2 separate regions of the Homo sapiens genome follow, and region 2 is linked to region 1. The links are chromatin loops, found by intact Hi-C in ENCODE. Cell type or tissue: ovary. All regions are shown on one strand.

Region 1 (8,000 bases):
AGGTTCCGTCAAGTTCCAAGCACATGAGTAAAAGAGACTCTCATCTTGATAAATCATTGTGAAATTTCAGAACTCCATGAAAAAAGAGGAGATTCTAAAAAATTTCAAAGATGGAAAAGAAAAAGGTGACTTTCAAATTAAACTTGGGAATTAGACTCACTTGGAACTGCTAGTCTGTAGTCCTAGGTGCTAGAGACAATGGAATAATGACTTTAAGATCTGAGGGGAAAGGTTTTCTATTTTAATTTTATGTTCTGCCAAATTTTCTGTCAAGTGTGAAGGCAGACTAAAGATATTTTTAGACAAACAAGGAATCAGAATTTTTACCTCCAGCATAGCCACTAGGAGGAAGTTACTTGAAGATAAACTCCAATAAAACAAGTGAGTAGCCGGGCCTGATGGCTCACGCCTGAAATCCAGCACTTTGGGAGGCCGAGGTGGGTGGATCACAAGGTCAGCAGTTCGAGATCAGCCTGGCCAATACAGTGAAACCTCGTCTCTACTAAAAATAGAAAAATTAGCTGGGCGGTAGTGGCATGCGCCTGTAATCCCGGCTACTCAGGAGGGTGAGGCAGCAGAATCACTTGAGCCTGGGAGGCAGGGGTTGCAGTGAGCTGAGATCACTCCATTGTACTCCAGTCTGGGTGACAGAGTGAGACCTCGTCTTAAAAAAAAAAAAAGGCCGGGCACGGTGTCTCATGCCTGTAATCCCAGCACTTTGGGAGGCTGAGGCAGGCAGATCACGAGGTCAAGAGATTGAGACCATCCTGGCTAACACGGTGAAACCCCGTCTCTACTAAAAATACAAAAAAAATTAGCCGGGCATGGTGGCAGGTGCCTGTAGTCCCAGCTACTTGGGAGGCTGAGGCAGGAGAATGGCGTGAACCCAGGAGGCGGAGGTTGCAGTGAGCCGAGATCACGCCACTGCACTCCAGCCTGGCGACAAAGCGAAACGCCGTCTCGAAAAAAAAAAAAAAAAAAGGTCAGAGCTCCCAATCAGGAAATCGGAGAATTTGTGGGGTGAATAAATAAGAATAAGAGACTGGAATCTAAATTAACCTGAGTCCTTCCTGAAAATGAGAATTTAGGGGAAGGTGAAGGAAGGGCTGAGGACTGGGGAAGTGGTGGCAATTAGGAGGGGGTGTGGGAGTGGATAACCAAATATTCCAAGCAGGGAAGTAACATCCCTTAGGAAATTCTAAAATTTAACCATATCATATCATTGTCCCCTGGCCCCTGGGGCAGCTCTGCTGGCTGCCTGGTCCCACATGGTCCCTTGTCAAAATGGTGAAACCCGGTTCCTCAGGACAGTTGATGAGCAGGAATATTCTATTTTCCCACCTCTCTCTCCCATCCCATTCAAGTTCCCCTGACTGTGTTAATCACCTCCTTTTTCCTTTAGTCAGATTTTTGTTGGAAATGAAAACTGTGAAATCAAGTCCTTCAAACCGATGCCCCTTGTGAGGGGTAATTCATAGTGGAAGGCCATGGTTCTGTATTTCCCTTGTCCATTTAGGCTCTGATAGAACATTCTGTTCTACTTCGAATGATTCTGTTTTATTGAGTTAGCATGACGGGTATGGGTATGAAAAAGAGCACCCAGAAAGTTCAAGGTGAGGAAATACTTGAGAACAGGAACCTGTCTGGCCCATCTTTGTAGTTCCCTTAGCCCAGCCTGGTGTCTAGCCAGGTATCAAAGGTACCAGAGCAGTGACTACAGTGCCATTGAGTATTGAGCTAGACGTGCTGACTACCTCACACTCCAGGTCAGGAATCACCCCCCAGCCTGGGGTAGAGCCACAAAGGCCAGTGGCATAAACTTGGCTATGGGGAAGGACTGCAAAAGCTAGACACCAGGAAGTTTTGACTTTCCAGGTGTGAAACGTAGAAGATGGCCAGTGACGACTAACTTCCCAATTTGTTATAAATACACATACATAATATGTTTATAGAAAATTACTTTTGAGAGTGAAAAGCAAGAAGCAGTTTTGAATAATAGGTGCTGAGAAATTATGTGATTATTAAAATAATGACTATGTAAAAACTACACATGCATATTAATGAATGAGGATAATCCAAAGAAAGACCACACCGACACTAAAATAGTTTCAGTGATAGCATGAAGCAATTTTAAGTGAAATTCTAATTAATTTTTATAATGTCATAAATGTAATTTTAAATATTCAAAGAAAAAAAGACTACTGAACTTCAGCATTGCACGTGGTGAACTGAAATTAACTTGGAAAACAGCACATGAGAGAACCCATTCAGGACTGCTACTCCTTGTAGATTTCCCCACAGGATCTGAACTGTGGGTAGCATACTTCCTTCCCATTTGTCACCTCTTTCTCCTATATCATTTTGAAGATGAAATACAATGGCTATTGGGCATGTCAGGTTTAGACAGAGATCCTGTTCCATGATCTTGGGAATTAGGTGGAGAATATTTCATAGTCCCCCAGGAAAAAGTATCTAGGGACAGCTGGAACATAGGCAAGATATCATTTTCAATTTCCTGTTTTCCTGTGTCTTCGCCCAGTTGGTTCTGGACCACCTAATTTCCCCTCTCCTTTAGTCACAACACACATTAACGAACACAAATAGATGTTTAGGCAGCTGCTGCCAGATTTACACATTCAGTATCTGATCTGATGGAGCTCTGCTGGAATGCTCCACTACGTTTAAGTGTGTGTAAGTTCTGGACAGCTGTGGAGAAAATGAATGATCAGAGTAAGCAGGGCTTCCTTGGTACTGTTGTCTAGTTCTTGCACTGCGTAAAGATGCCTGGCTGAGGAGGTGCAAGTGGACTGAAGCCCAGTCCCTCCGTCACTCCTCATGCTGTGTGCACCAGCAGGAGCTGCTTCAGAAGGAGTGCTATTTTCTTCTCACAAAGATGTTGTCCGCTTGTTAGGCTGTGGTCCCCAGGGGCCGCGTCTGCTCAAAGGAGGGCACTTGTGTCTAACTTGTCCACATAGAAGGAGCATTCCTCATTCATTCAAGGCACATACACTTCGCACCTGCTCTCAGAATGGGTTAGGGTTACTCAGAGAAGCCTGCTTGAGAGAGAAGGATTTTGAGACAACTCTGAAGGAAGAAAAGTATAGTTTTCCGAAGAGAAAAACTGGAAATGCACAGACTTATTTAGGGAAGGGGCCAGATGTCATAGAGACTCTCAATGTCTGCCTGTTTTCCCCTCAGACACTGCCATCTCTGTATTTGTTGCATCTCTGTACCTGAGGACTGTTTCCAGAACCATGGAAAGCTGTCTTACCCACCCAGACTCTCTAGGCTGGAAGTGCTGGGGAACAAACACTCCCGCCAGCAAGCAGCCCTCAACTGACGAGAGTTGGTATAAAGTACCCCAGTTCCCTTGTATCCCTAGTGAGATGATTCTGAGGGGGTGTGTTTTATACTTTTAATCAGAATTTTCCGTGGCGTTAAGCTCTAGTTGCACTCTGTGGCAGTCAGCTTGTTGCTCCTTTCACTGGCTTCCCTCAATCATTTCTCTATCTCTCCTGCAGGGGGCTCCTGCACCTCGCTTCAAAACTGCCTGCGCTTCCAACTCGTGCTCGGCTTCTGAGGGAACCCACACAAAGACATGGTTTGCCCGGCTGAAACAGAGATGAGCTGGGATTGAGGGGAAGCTGGATACATGATAAGGGGCAATTTGTGGAAGGCCTTAGAGACCACACTGAGAGGTCAGACTTGATTGAGGAGACAGTTCATGTGCCGGATGACATATGAGTGATATATTTTTCTTTCAATTTATTATTTTCATATTTGATTTATTAATTCCTAGGTTTCTACAAGCCTTGCATTGCCCATTGAGTTCTGGCTAATAAAATCTCAGCTGGGCCAGGCACGGTGGCTCACATCTGTAATCTCAGCACTTTTGGAGGCTGAGACAGGGGGATCCCTTGAGGTCAGGAGTTTAAGACCAGCCTGGCCATCATGGTGAAACCCCGTCTCTACTAAAAATACAAAAATTAGCCAGGCGTGCCTGTAATCCCAGCTACTCGGGAGGCTGAGGCACCAGAATCGCTTGAACCCAGGAAGTGGAGGTTGCAGTGAGCTGAGATCACGCCTCTGCATTCCAGCCTCGGTGACAAAGCCAGACTCTGTCTCAAAAAAACAACAACAACAACAAAAAAAAACTTAGCTGAAGATAAACACTGTAACCTTCTTATCTGTCAGTTGCCAGTAAAAAGAAATTCTAGAGAGAAAAGTGTGATTAAGGTGTAAGACTGAGATGAAATTCAGAGCTATGAAACCATTCCCAAGATCTCGTTAGAGAAATATGAAGGTGAAAATAATCACAAGACTATAGTCCACATAAAGGATTTTTATTTGCAGCCATCCTGTTCAACATTTTATATCCTTAAAAAAACCAACTTTGTAAAGTAATCTGAAAAGTATCCTTAAGCACACTGGGTTTTCAAAATTTTAAGATTATTTCTTATGGTAGGAAACCTTGAATCCCACAGCACTGCATAATAATTGGTTGTCAAGGGAAACTGCATGACTGTAACTGGTATTGGTAACTCCTAAATGTATATAAATAACTTAAAGCCTTTGTTTTGCAGAAGAGTCTGAAATTCTGTACATGGTTCTTCTCATTTAGACCCAGAATAAAATTAATAATGTCAGTGACTCTGGCAGACTCTTTGTCCTAAGAAAATACTTTTGAGTGGTTTAAATTAGAAATTTGGCAAATACATTATATTCTCTTTGCTTTGAAGGCTTAGAAACACAGATCAAATCTTCTGTCTAAGCATTTTCCTCTGCCACACAACTTCAGAAACCTAGAATCACCTTTAACATGTGGACTGTCATCAATCAATCTCACAGAAAATGTGGTATTAAAAAAAACCCAGAATGCCAGTTTGATAATTCATACTGGAACTCTTTCTACAGAGGGGTCTGGGTGCTCATATTCTCCTATCAGAGCACTTTTGCCCTGCAGGCAGCTACCCAAGGAGCCAGATTGTAATCAGAAGTTTATGTGGCATGCATGAATTCAAAACAAAGGGAATTTGATGAGTTGAATGGTTAATGGTTTCAGGCCAAATGAAGGTGACACTCCCATCTTATTCCCGGGACAGAACATTTTATGGATTTCTTGGTGCAGAGTCCTCATCACCATGGATAATATTGGATGGACACTGATAGTGTGTGTCTTTGTGACTCTTAAATACTTTTAATACATTGAACTAGTCCACACAGGCATGGGGTTCTTAACTATGGGTTTATGAACTGGATAACTAGAGATTCTTTCTTTTTTTAGGAACAGGGTCTCATTCTGATACCAGGCTGGAGTGCAGTGGCTTGATCCTAGCTCACTACATCTCAAATTCCTGGACTTTTATGATCCTCCTGCCTCAACCTCCTGAGTAGCTAGGACTCCAGGCTTGCCATCAAGCCTGGCTAAATTTTTATTTTTTGTAGCAACAGGGTCTTGCTATGTTGCCCAGGCTGGTCTTGAACTCCTGGGCTCAAGTGATCCTCCTGCCTTATCTCCTGCCTTGGCCTCCCAAAGTGCTGGAACTACAGGCATGCCCAGTCTGTATAACTAGGATTCTTGAGCACTTGGAAACTAAATGCAAATTTCGTGTCTATGCATATTTTCTCTGGGGAAAATTTATAGATTTTATCAGACTCTCAGTGTGATTTGTTATCCAAACAGAATTAAGAACCACTGATGTAAATAAAATCAAGTCCTGCCAGCCTGGGTCTCCACTTTTCCTTAAAGTGACTTTTTTAATGTTCCTGCTCTGATTCATTATGTGCTGCCTTTTTGTTTTGTTTTGTTTTGTTTTTGTTGTTGTTGTAGTTTTTGAGACACAGTCTCGCTCTGTCGCCAAGGCTGGAGTCAGTGACGCAATCTCGGCTCTCTGCAACCTCCGCCTCCCAGGTTTAAGTGATTCTCCTGCCTCAGCCTTCCGAGTAGCTGCGACTACAGGTGCCCGCCACCATGCCCAGCTAATTTTTGTATTTTTAGTAGAGATGGGGTTTCACCATATTGGCTAGGCTGGTCTCAAACTCCTGACCTTGTGATCTGCCTGCCTTGGTCTCCCAAAGTGCTGGGATTACAGGCGTGAGCCACTGCGCCCGGCCCCCATTATGTGCCGTTTTAAAGCATTAACTGCTCTAGGGAGCTCTTATTTCCAGGTTTAGGGGGAAAAGAGAGTTCCTTAATGTAACCATGAAAGGTTTGATAATCAGAGAGAAATGGGAGGATATTCTACACACAGTGATCAGTGTGAGCCCAAAGTGTCCCGTCCATCAAGAGTTTAGATGTATTTTTAAAAATTTACTCTGTGTTATTTTGAAAGTTCCAAGTTTGATTTCTTTCTTTTCATAGTTAGTGGTCAGAATGAGTAGAGATAGCATTAGAGCTGGAAAAGCTGGAAAGCATATGTGAAAATGAATTTTAAGTGCATTGGACCAAAGAGGATGAAATGTAAGTTTGATAGTCATGAAATTATCAGCAGGAGTGTACTTACATGGATTCAGGCTGTAGTAATTAATTGAGTGCTCACAAGTGGCTTTAACAACTTGCTTGACTAGTTTACTGAAGCCTGGATTCAGTGGTGGTCTAGAGTCAATGAGGCTAAGGTGTCAAAGATCCAAAATCTCAGGAAGATGGGAATCTTGGAATGGACCTAAATGTGCAATTTTCCCAGCCACCCTCATCCATGACCCTGGAAGGTTCAGAGGATGCTCCATTTACTGTGGTGCTGAGATATGTGGACCTGATGGGCACCCCAAAAAGCATTGCCAAATGTGATAGTGGGAGATGCTACCTGAGAACTGGTAATAGGTTGCAGGGACAGAAAGGCTATTAGAATGCTTTGACCTTCGAAGATCAGTAGTAGCAACTAATTGATGGTAGGGTTCTTAGAAATGAACAGATAGACAGTCTACCAAGATGTGGCTTTATCTATATTATTGAAAAATAGAAACCTGATTCAAGTCACCACAGTGGGAATTTACTGCCTCATACCCAATTATTAAACCTAAGACAGTTCGCAGGCCTATTGCTCATTGATTGAGAGAAAGGCTCAGTCCCTTTAAGGAAAGATCTTGCAATGTGGCAGTAAGTATATATTACAAACAAACTTTCCTCCAAGCCTCCCCTGGAAAGGCCTGCAGCCACTTACTAAAATGACTGTGCATTGGGAGAGAAAATACCCAAACCCTTTGGAAGCTATTATACACTGGTTCTGAGTGTGTACTAATCATTGGTGGTACAAAATGCCAACCTGGTCTTCTGGTCGGAACAAGGGCTTATGGAGGTCATGTGATACATGGATTCTTGGCCTCAGTCCATCACTGGACAGTGGGTCCAATGAATCTAGTTATTTCCCTTGTTCCTGCATATATAGTTAAAATAGACATACTTAGTCATTGACTGAACCCCTTCCATTGGCTGCATGATTCACCATTGTTTAGTGTCTCTCCTTCACCCACTCCTATGGCCTCTGTGGCTTCATGACATGGATGACCTGGAGAAGAGATACGTAGATGGGCCTCTTGGAATGGGCATAGAGTATGAAGGCAATCATGTCCCACAAAAATACCCAACAGAGGTCATCCACTGCAGATGAGTCACTCAGTGATCAGGTGGACAAGATGACTGGATGTGCAGATGTCAGTTGGCCTCCTTCCCCAGCCCCTCCAGTTGTTGCTCAATGGACCAGGTACAAAGTGTCAAGATGGAAGAGATGGAAGCTGCACACAAGCTTAACAACATCTATATCCTCTCACCAAAGCTTATTTGGCTACCACCACTAGTGAGTGCCCAGCTGCCAACTGCAGAAGCCAAGGATGAGTCCCCAGTATGGCACCATTCCCCAGAGAAACTAGCCAGGAATCTCTGGTGGTAACTGATTTAATAGGAACCCTTCCTTCATTGAGGACAGAAAGTGCTCTCATGGGAATAGATATGTTTCCAGAGTTTTTTTCCTTGTTCCTAATGCTTCTACCAGAACCATGTCATT
Region 2 (8,000 bases), 190 kb after region 1:
AACTTGACAGAAACTCATTGGAAAACAGTCAGTGATGCCATGTGGCAGGAAGCACTCCAAGGCTGGGGAGTATGGAAAGGCCCCTATCAAGGAGGCAGAAGTCTTCCTAGAAGATCTGAAGAATGACAGGAATTAGCCAGGTAAAAAGAGGAGGGCCTTGGGGAAGGGAATTCCGGGCAACAGCATGTGCGGCAGCCCAGAGGCGAGAGACGCTGCACAGGTGGGGAACCACAGGCGGCTCCCTCTGACTATCTTGGCATCTGTGTATACTTCAAGTGCAAGTGCTTCCCTGCGATGCGCCACACATGTGCTGAATCGTACCTGTGTTGCATATCTAGATGTGTATACCTGTGTCATGTGCATTGATGTTCCCATTTGTTCTGTTTTCGTTTCTGGGTCACTTTTTGGAATGATCCTGTGTCTGCTTTTCAGCATCTGTTGGTGTCTGTGTTGTGTGTGTACTGTGGGTCTCTGTCTGTGCTATGGTCTGCTTCCTGGTATGGGGAGTTCTTCTGTGTTATTGGGTTTTTCCTCTTTGTATATTTATGTTGGTGTTCAAGTCCCTATGCCTAGATTGTGTCCGGGTTTCGGTGTGTTGTATGTTTGTGGCCAGGTCCCTTATCTCAGGCAGCTGGGGTCTGGAGGAGAAGCTGGGGCAGGGAGGTGCCGGAGCTGGGATCCAGTTGCACACAGTAACACCTAATGATTGTCAAGCACTTAGAGTGGGGCAGAAAGCTGCAGGGGAGATGCTAATTAGCACTGAAAATGAGTTGGCTGCCCAGGCCCAGAGAGGCTGACACAACAGGGATGAGTTGGCTGGGCCAAGGTCCCTCAACTCCCAGCACCATAAGGGGGCTGCCCTCACTGACTCGCCTCCCAGGGAGGCCCAAGGCCCAGGCTCTGGACAGCAAGAAGGACTGAGATCCGACTCCAGGAGGAAGGTCTTCAAAGGGAGTTCTTTTATCAGATTTGGCAGTGGAGGGGTCAGAGTGTTATCAAGAGATATGCAACGGTGACACAGTTTTGCTTTAGGGGCCATTGTCTGAGGGGGTGGCTTATGGGTGCCATGGATGAGTGCTCCAGAGAGTGAAAGCCACAGGCAGCATGAGGCAGGGAGGGATGTCCCTAGAGGAGGGTCTAGAGCTGCCACACACCTGCATTGGTGGGCAGACACTGAGGAACTAGGGCCTTAGCTCAGGCAGGTGAGCCGGGAAGTAGCGGCTGTCACCCCTCCTCTGGCCCATTTATGCAACTCACATGTCCTTGGCCAACCGCAATACTGCCTCTCACCTGGGTCTAGCCCCCCTACTTCACCCATCATTTGGAGCTTCCTAACCCCAAAGCTAACCATGGCCTGACCCTGCTTAAACTTTCCTCTGCTTCCCTTTGTGAGCTGGGCCTTCACTCCCTTCCTCTCCACCGCCAGGCCCTTCCTCCAGCCCAGGAGCCATGAACCTGCCACCCTTGATTTCTTGCTGCTCACACCTTTGCTCTTACGGGGATTTTTGCCTGGAATACCCTTCCTTTTCTCCTCCACCTGGAAAACTCTCAGTTGTTCTTTAAGGCTAAGACCCAGCATCGCCTCCTCAGGAAGGGTCCTCATCAGCGGTCCCAGCACTCACCCGACAAAATTGATTGCCTGCGTCTGGGTGTGCCTGTCTCTAATGAAGCGGAGAGCAAGGGCTTTTGGGTCCATCTCCATGGCCAGGGTGACAAGCACAGGCAGGGCACACCAGGGCACCCTCAAGGCCAGTTGGGATGAATGAACAGGTGGCTTGGGGGGCTCCAGGGCACACTGCGTTCTGAGAATGACATTCTTCAGCAGCCCCTGTGCTGCCCAGATACAGAGCGCGGTGATCACGGCAGGAAGCAGCTCTCAGCCAGAGAGTAGATAATGCGCATATGAGTCCACTCAGGAGACCTCAGTGAATGTGACAAAGTGAGTGTTCAGGCCAGGTGCAGTGGTTCACGCCTGTAATCCCAGCACTTTGGGAGGTCAAGGCGGGCAGATCACCTGAGGGCAGGAGTTCGAGACCAGCCTGGCCAATATGGTGAAACCCCGTCTCTACCAAAAGTACAAAAATTAGCCAGGCATGCTGGCAGGTGCCTGTGATCCCAGCTACTTGGGAGGCTGAGGCAGGACAATCACTTGAACCCAGGAGGTGGAGGTTGCAGTGAGACAAGATCGCACCACTGCACTCCAGCCTGGGCGACAGAGCAAGACTGTCTCAAAAAAAAAAAAAAAAGAAAGAAAAAAAAGAAAACCAAACAAACAAAAAAGTGAGTGTTCAGAGGCAGAGCCTGGCTTCTGACTCCAATTCTGATATCAACAGGCTGTGTGACCTTGGGCAAGTCCATGCCCTCTCTGTTCTTCGGTTTCCCATCATCTCTTTGTCCCTCCACATCCAATCTCTAACTTTTGCTGCTGGGTTGTGTGCCCCAGAGGCCGACTTCTAAGTGGCAGCTTCATCCAGGGCTCCCTTGCCCCCTGGCATCCAGAGAAATTCTGCCAGTGAGGGTCAGGGTACTGGCAGGAGAGCAAAGGGTGAGAAGCATGCAGGCTCATGGTGGGTATTCACCCCCTCACCCACCTGCCTCCTTTGACAAGCAGTGGCTGCAGCCACAGCTCCTGCAGGGCAGCCCCATCTCCAGGGCTCTGGCTCATGGAGCTGGGGCACTCTCCTCGGCCCCCCTCTGCCAACGCCCCTGGCCCCTTGGATGCCAGTCCTGAGTAACTTGACATGTCCTGCTGGTTCCCTTAAGCCTTCCCCATCTCCATAATACTTGCTTCACTAACTGTCTTCAGTTAAACCATTTAAGTTTGTCATCTGTTTCCCCTCTACAAAATAGGGCTAGCCCCTTGAAGGATTTTTTTTTTTTTTTTTTTTTTTTTTTGAGACGGAGTCTTGCTCTGTCCCTCAGGCTGGAGTGCAGTGGCACAATCTCGGCTCACTGCAAGCTCCGCCTCCTGAGTTCATGCCATTATCCTGCCTCAGCCTCCCGAGTAGCTGGGACTACAGGCGCCCCCCACCACGCCCGGTTAATTTTTTGTATTTTTAGTAGAGACGGGGTTTCACCGTGTTAGCCAGGATGGTCTCGATCTCCTGACCTCGTGATCCGCCCACCTCAGCCTCCCAAAGTACTGGGATTACAGGTGTGAGCCACCGTGCCCGGCCTCCCTGGAAGGATTATTTAAGGAGGCGATTTGTTTAATCGCCTCCTTAAATAATCATTTTTAAAACTTAAAGGTCACTCTGTAAACATTAGTTCTCTCCATCTGGACCCCAGATCCCCCCTCACTGAGAGGTTTTGTTTGTTTCTTTGTTTGAGGCAGAGTTTTGCTCTTGTTGCCTAGGCTGGAATGCAATGGCACAATCTAGGCTCACTGCAACCTCCGCCTCCTGGGTTCAAGCAATTCTCCTGCCTCAGCCCCCCGAGTAGCTGGGATTACAGGCATCCACCACCACGCCCAGCTAATTCTGTATTTTTAGTAAAGACAGAGTTTCTCCAGGTTGGCCAGGCTGGTCTTGAACTCCCAACCTCAGGTGATCCACCCACCTCAGCCTCCCAAAGTGCTTGGGTTACAGGCGCGAGCCACTATGCCTGGCCCACTGAGAGTTTTAAGACAACTCCGAATTACCTGACCTGGGAAGGAGGTGGTACCCAATTGCTGCTTCTCTCCTTTTCTACCCCAATTCCTGCCCAGACCCCAACCCCAGGAAGCCTCTCCTCTGCCCCAACCAGAGCCCATGTTTGAGCCCCACAACCATGGGCCTCCCACCCTAGAGCCCTGCATGATTCAGGATATGCCTCCCTGCTCCTTCCTGCGGGTGCTGAACAGCAGAGCCGCCTCGGACTTGCCCAGTCCTCCCCATCCCACCCCCACTCCACCCCAGAGTGTCCTCCCATCCAGCCCCTGCCTCCAGCCCCAAACCTCCAGGAAGACAAATTTCCCTTCAGTTCTCCAGGGAATGGGATCTCTCTGCTTCCAGGTGCACAGTCTAACCTTGCACCTTCCACTGCCCAGGACACCAGGAGCACTCTGTGGACTCAATCCTCCCCAGGCCCAAGAGAGCTGAGGCACGTTCTTCTCTGGCCCCCCATGGCAGCTACAGCTTGAAGGGACTCAAGATAATCTGCAACCAACTTCCTCACTAGGGTAGGTACCTTGTATACAGCCTTGCTAACCAGGCTGTCCAGCCCCTGCTCATGCCTCCCCACTATGGGCAGGAAGCTCATCCCTGTCTCCCACGCAGCCCTTTCCCTAAGGGACTGCCCTGCCACCCTCACTTTGAGCCCAGATAGGCCTCCAGGACTGCCCCAAACCCCAGCACTGTCTCAGTACTAAGAGCTCAAAGAGAGATAACAGAGAAAGCCTTGAATGTTAGAACGGTGAAAACCTAAAAAACAACAACAAAAAAAAAACACGAAAAAAAAAGCAACTACTGCAAAGAAGAAATTGAGGCTTCCAGAGGAAGCCCCTCCTCTGGCCTCACTTCACCACTGGGCTCCTCTCCATCGAGTCTCCATGCTCCATGGAACAGTCGACTTCACACGTCCCCAGGAGGAATCTCACAGCATGCAGAAGCTCTGGTAAAAACTTCAAAGGCAGCCTCTGAGGCCCAGGAGGCATGGAAATAGCCAGGTGCAGGAGGTGGCTTCACACCACAGACTTGGCTCTCCTCTGAGCTCCCCACCTGCTCTAGGGGCTGGAGGGAGGGCAGCCTTCCAGGTCAGACACTCCCCTCTCTGCTGCAAGCCCTATCATCTCATCCTGGGTCCTGCTGGGTGACCTTGGGTTAATCACTGCACCTCTCTGAACTTCAGTAGTTGCATCAGTACAAGAGGACCGTGCTGGGAGTCCCTGAAACTCTTTAAGTGTGACCATTAAGAGTTCCTGGGGAGAATGGAACCTAGACACTTCCCAGCCATGTCTAGCTGCCCAATCCGATAGACTAGGACCCTGGCTGGCCCAACCTGAGACTGAACACAAAGCCTGACTCTGGCCCAGAGTCCCCTGAAGGAAGCCCAGCCCTTCAAGGGTCTCTACCTACAGGAAAGCGCGACCCAGGAGAAAAAGTATTGAATAGCCAGACATTAGGCGCGGCCTTAAAGGTTAGCACAGCAGGTGTCTGGGCCTTCACACACACATATCCCCTCATCCCTGTGCTCACATTGAGACACAGGCATCTGTATACACAGGGAACACACATACGGTTTCACTAGAACATATGTATATGGCACTCTACATACATGTACACACACACAAGCCACAGTCACATGCATATAACTGTTTACCAAAATCAGACATAAAGATGGACAGTCACAGCCGGGTGCAGTGGCTCATGCCTGTAATCCCAGTACTTTGGGAGGCCAAGGTGGGTGGATCATTTGAGGTCAGGAGTTCAAGACCAGCCTGGCCAACATGGTGAAACCCCATCTCTACTAAAAATACAAAAATTATGCAGGTGTGGTGGTGCATGCCTGTAGTCCCAGCTACTCAGGAGGCTGAGGCAGGAGAATAGCTTGAGCCTGGGATGCGGAGGTTGCGGTGAGCCGAGATCACGCCACTGCACTCCAGTCTGGGTGAGAGTGTGAGACCCTGTCTCAAAACTAAACTAAAAAAAAGGACACTCACATGCTCACACATGTGAGTATGTTCACACTTTTATACGAACACTGACCCACACATTCTCACCCTCTCAGATCAGCATACACATATGCACAACTGGAAGCTCACATTCAGGTACACATACACACACTGAGACACAAGCAATATCCCCAGCACCTCAGTATCAAGCAAGTCATGACCCAAAAGAAACCCAGACCCCAACTGCAATGTCATTCTAGATGCATTTCCAAATCTTAGCCTGTCCCAGAACCATGAGGAGAAAATTTCCTCTGGCTTAACTCAGTATGTCTGTCCCTTCTGGTTGGGGTCCAACCTCTCCTCAGCCTTCATTCCTCCCAGTGCCATTTCAGCAGGGCCCTCATGTCCTGGGCTCAATGGAGGTGGAGAACAATGGGCTATCCTTCTCTCCATCCTTCATCTCTGCCACTTGTCCAACACTTCTACTGGCCCTTCAAACACAACGAAGATTCAGGCTGGAATGGACTGTATGTGACAGCACCCCCTTCTGGAGACATGTGATATTACAGCACAGCTCTATGGTATAAAAGTCATCACTCCTCAGCCTGAGGCAGAGAGGAGTAGGAGAGAAAGAGGAAGATGAGCTGGGTGCAGTGGCTCACACCTGTAATCCCAGCACTTTGGGAGGCCCAGGCAGGAGGATAGCTTCAGCCCAGGAATTTGAGGCTGCAGTGAGCTATTATGGCACCACTGTACTCCAGCCAGCAAGACACTGTCTCTATTAAAAAAAAAAAAAAAGGGTGAGGGAAGAAGATGAAGGAGAGGAGAAGGAAGAAACTGAGAAGAAGCATGGAGGAGGGACAGCAGCAAAGTGCTGGGTGCACCAAGGATGGGATTTAGAAGCCTCAGTCTGACTTTGGTTTCTCCAGTTCAATCCATTCAGCCTAAGCTGCAAGACCAATTCTCTCAAAGCTCAGCTCTAATCAGAAAACCCTTGGGTGGATCCTGGTGGGCCACAACACAAAGTCCAAACTCTCAGCCTGGAATCAGCAGCTCTCTGCTCAGCTGTTCCTCTGCCGAGATGTCTCACATCCAACTTTAGTTGTCCACATCTTGCCTGTCTGCCATCTGGAACAGTAATGTATGGAAAGAGCAGGAGCTCTGGAAGCAGACAGATTTGTGCCCCAGGTCTGGCTCCACTGGCTGAATACCTGTGGGCAAGCGATTTCCCCTCCTGGATCCTCTGTTTCTTCATCCAGAAAACAGCAGTCTCTTGGGTTTGTGGTGAGGATTAAATGAGATCACAGGTGTGGAAACAGTGCTCAGGAAGCTGTAAACTTCTGTGTGAACATGTGAGAAGTCGTAATTATGGCTTAATACTTCTATCCCTGCTCCTACCTGCACCCCCCAACACATAGCAAGCCAGGGGGTCCCTGAGGGAAGAGGTCGATGCTGCTTCACCTTTGGGCTCCACACAGCCCAGCACCCACCAGGGCCGGCCCTCGGCCAGCCTTGGCAGCAGGGTGTGGATTTGGATCAAAAGAGGCAGTACAAACTATGCTTACTGCAAATTCACAACAGACTACAGCTCCCAGAATGGCTCACAGACTGCATGGGTGTGGCCACAGACTTAACCCCTTCTTCACCAAGCCCTTTCTTCCATTGTATTATCTGGGGATTGGTCTCAGACCAGTCAGAACAACTTAATGAGGTGGCCACACTTCTCTGAGAAACCTCGGTCCCTCCCACAGAGCTTTGTGCTTCTCACCGTAGCCACAACCACAGCTCTGTTTCAGGCCTCCTGGTCCCTCCCACACGATGACAGCCCTGAGCTCCTAGCTCTGGTCTCTCCCTCTCCAGGCCCCGCTAAATCTTTCTGAAAGTGTGGCTGATCGTGGGTGGTTCATAATGACAGTAGCTAACCTTTGTGAGCACCTGCCGCATGCCAGGGGCTAAGCTCTGCACTTCCAGATTCTTCAGAATCATCCTGCCAAGAAAGGATAATTATCTCCACCCCACTATTCACACAAGGTTCAGAGAAGTTAAGTAACTTGCCCAGGACCACACAGCTACAGAGTAACAGTACATCTTTCAGTATGCTGAAATTTGAGCATAAGCCTGTCTGCCACCTTCTCTGCTCTATCTTCAAAGCCTCCTCTGCGCCCAAGGCAACCATCCAAAGAATGAAAGCCCAGAAATCCAGGGTCCACACATCTCAGCAACCACACTGTTGGGAAGTCCTCCCAGATATTTGACTCAAATCTGTTCTGCTGCACCAAGCCCCAGTTGCCTCCTGTTTTTCGGGGTGGGGGGGCAGTGAGAAGGGTGACTTCAGGGACTTCAAGAAGTGGGTCACATCACTGGGGACCTGGCCTTTCCCAGGGAGCAAGCAGCTGAACAATAGGAGATA

The links. Peaks named below come from ENCODE experiments on the same cell type or tissue, not always from the same donor. Only the 100,000 strongest peaks of a DNase experiment are listed, where the experiment ranks them.
Region 2: a loop joins it to region 1, with 2.8 times the contacts of the local background. A loop is called at or near these places in 11 of 110 quality-filtered maps.

Annotation. Positions count from the first base shown.
Region 1 is chr11:72,467,954-72,475,953 of GRCh38, forward strand. No RefSeq gene overlaps it. Among named protein-coding and RNA genes, the nearest start is that of CLPB, 37 kb to the left of the region's middle. In ovary, a CTCF peak has its summit at 3,502 (motif pointing right); a DNase peak (open chromatin) is centred at 3,558.
Region 2 is chr11:72,661,497-72,669,496 of GRCh38, forward strand. The region is part of intron 1 of PDE2A (phosphodiesterase 2A); the gene reads right to left. PDE2A-AS1 (PDE2A antisense RNA 1) reads left to right here. Exons shown (of 3, transcript XR_001748293.2): 2 at 4,028-4,159. Among named protein-coding and RNA genes, the nearest start is that of PDE2A-AS1, 4.7 kb to the left of the region's middle. RefSeq lists enhancers at 497-1,161, 2,491-3,153, 6,566-7,070, 7,125-7,184. In ovary, no CTCF peak of the experiment used is centred here; no DNase peak of the experiment used is centred here.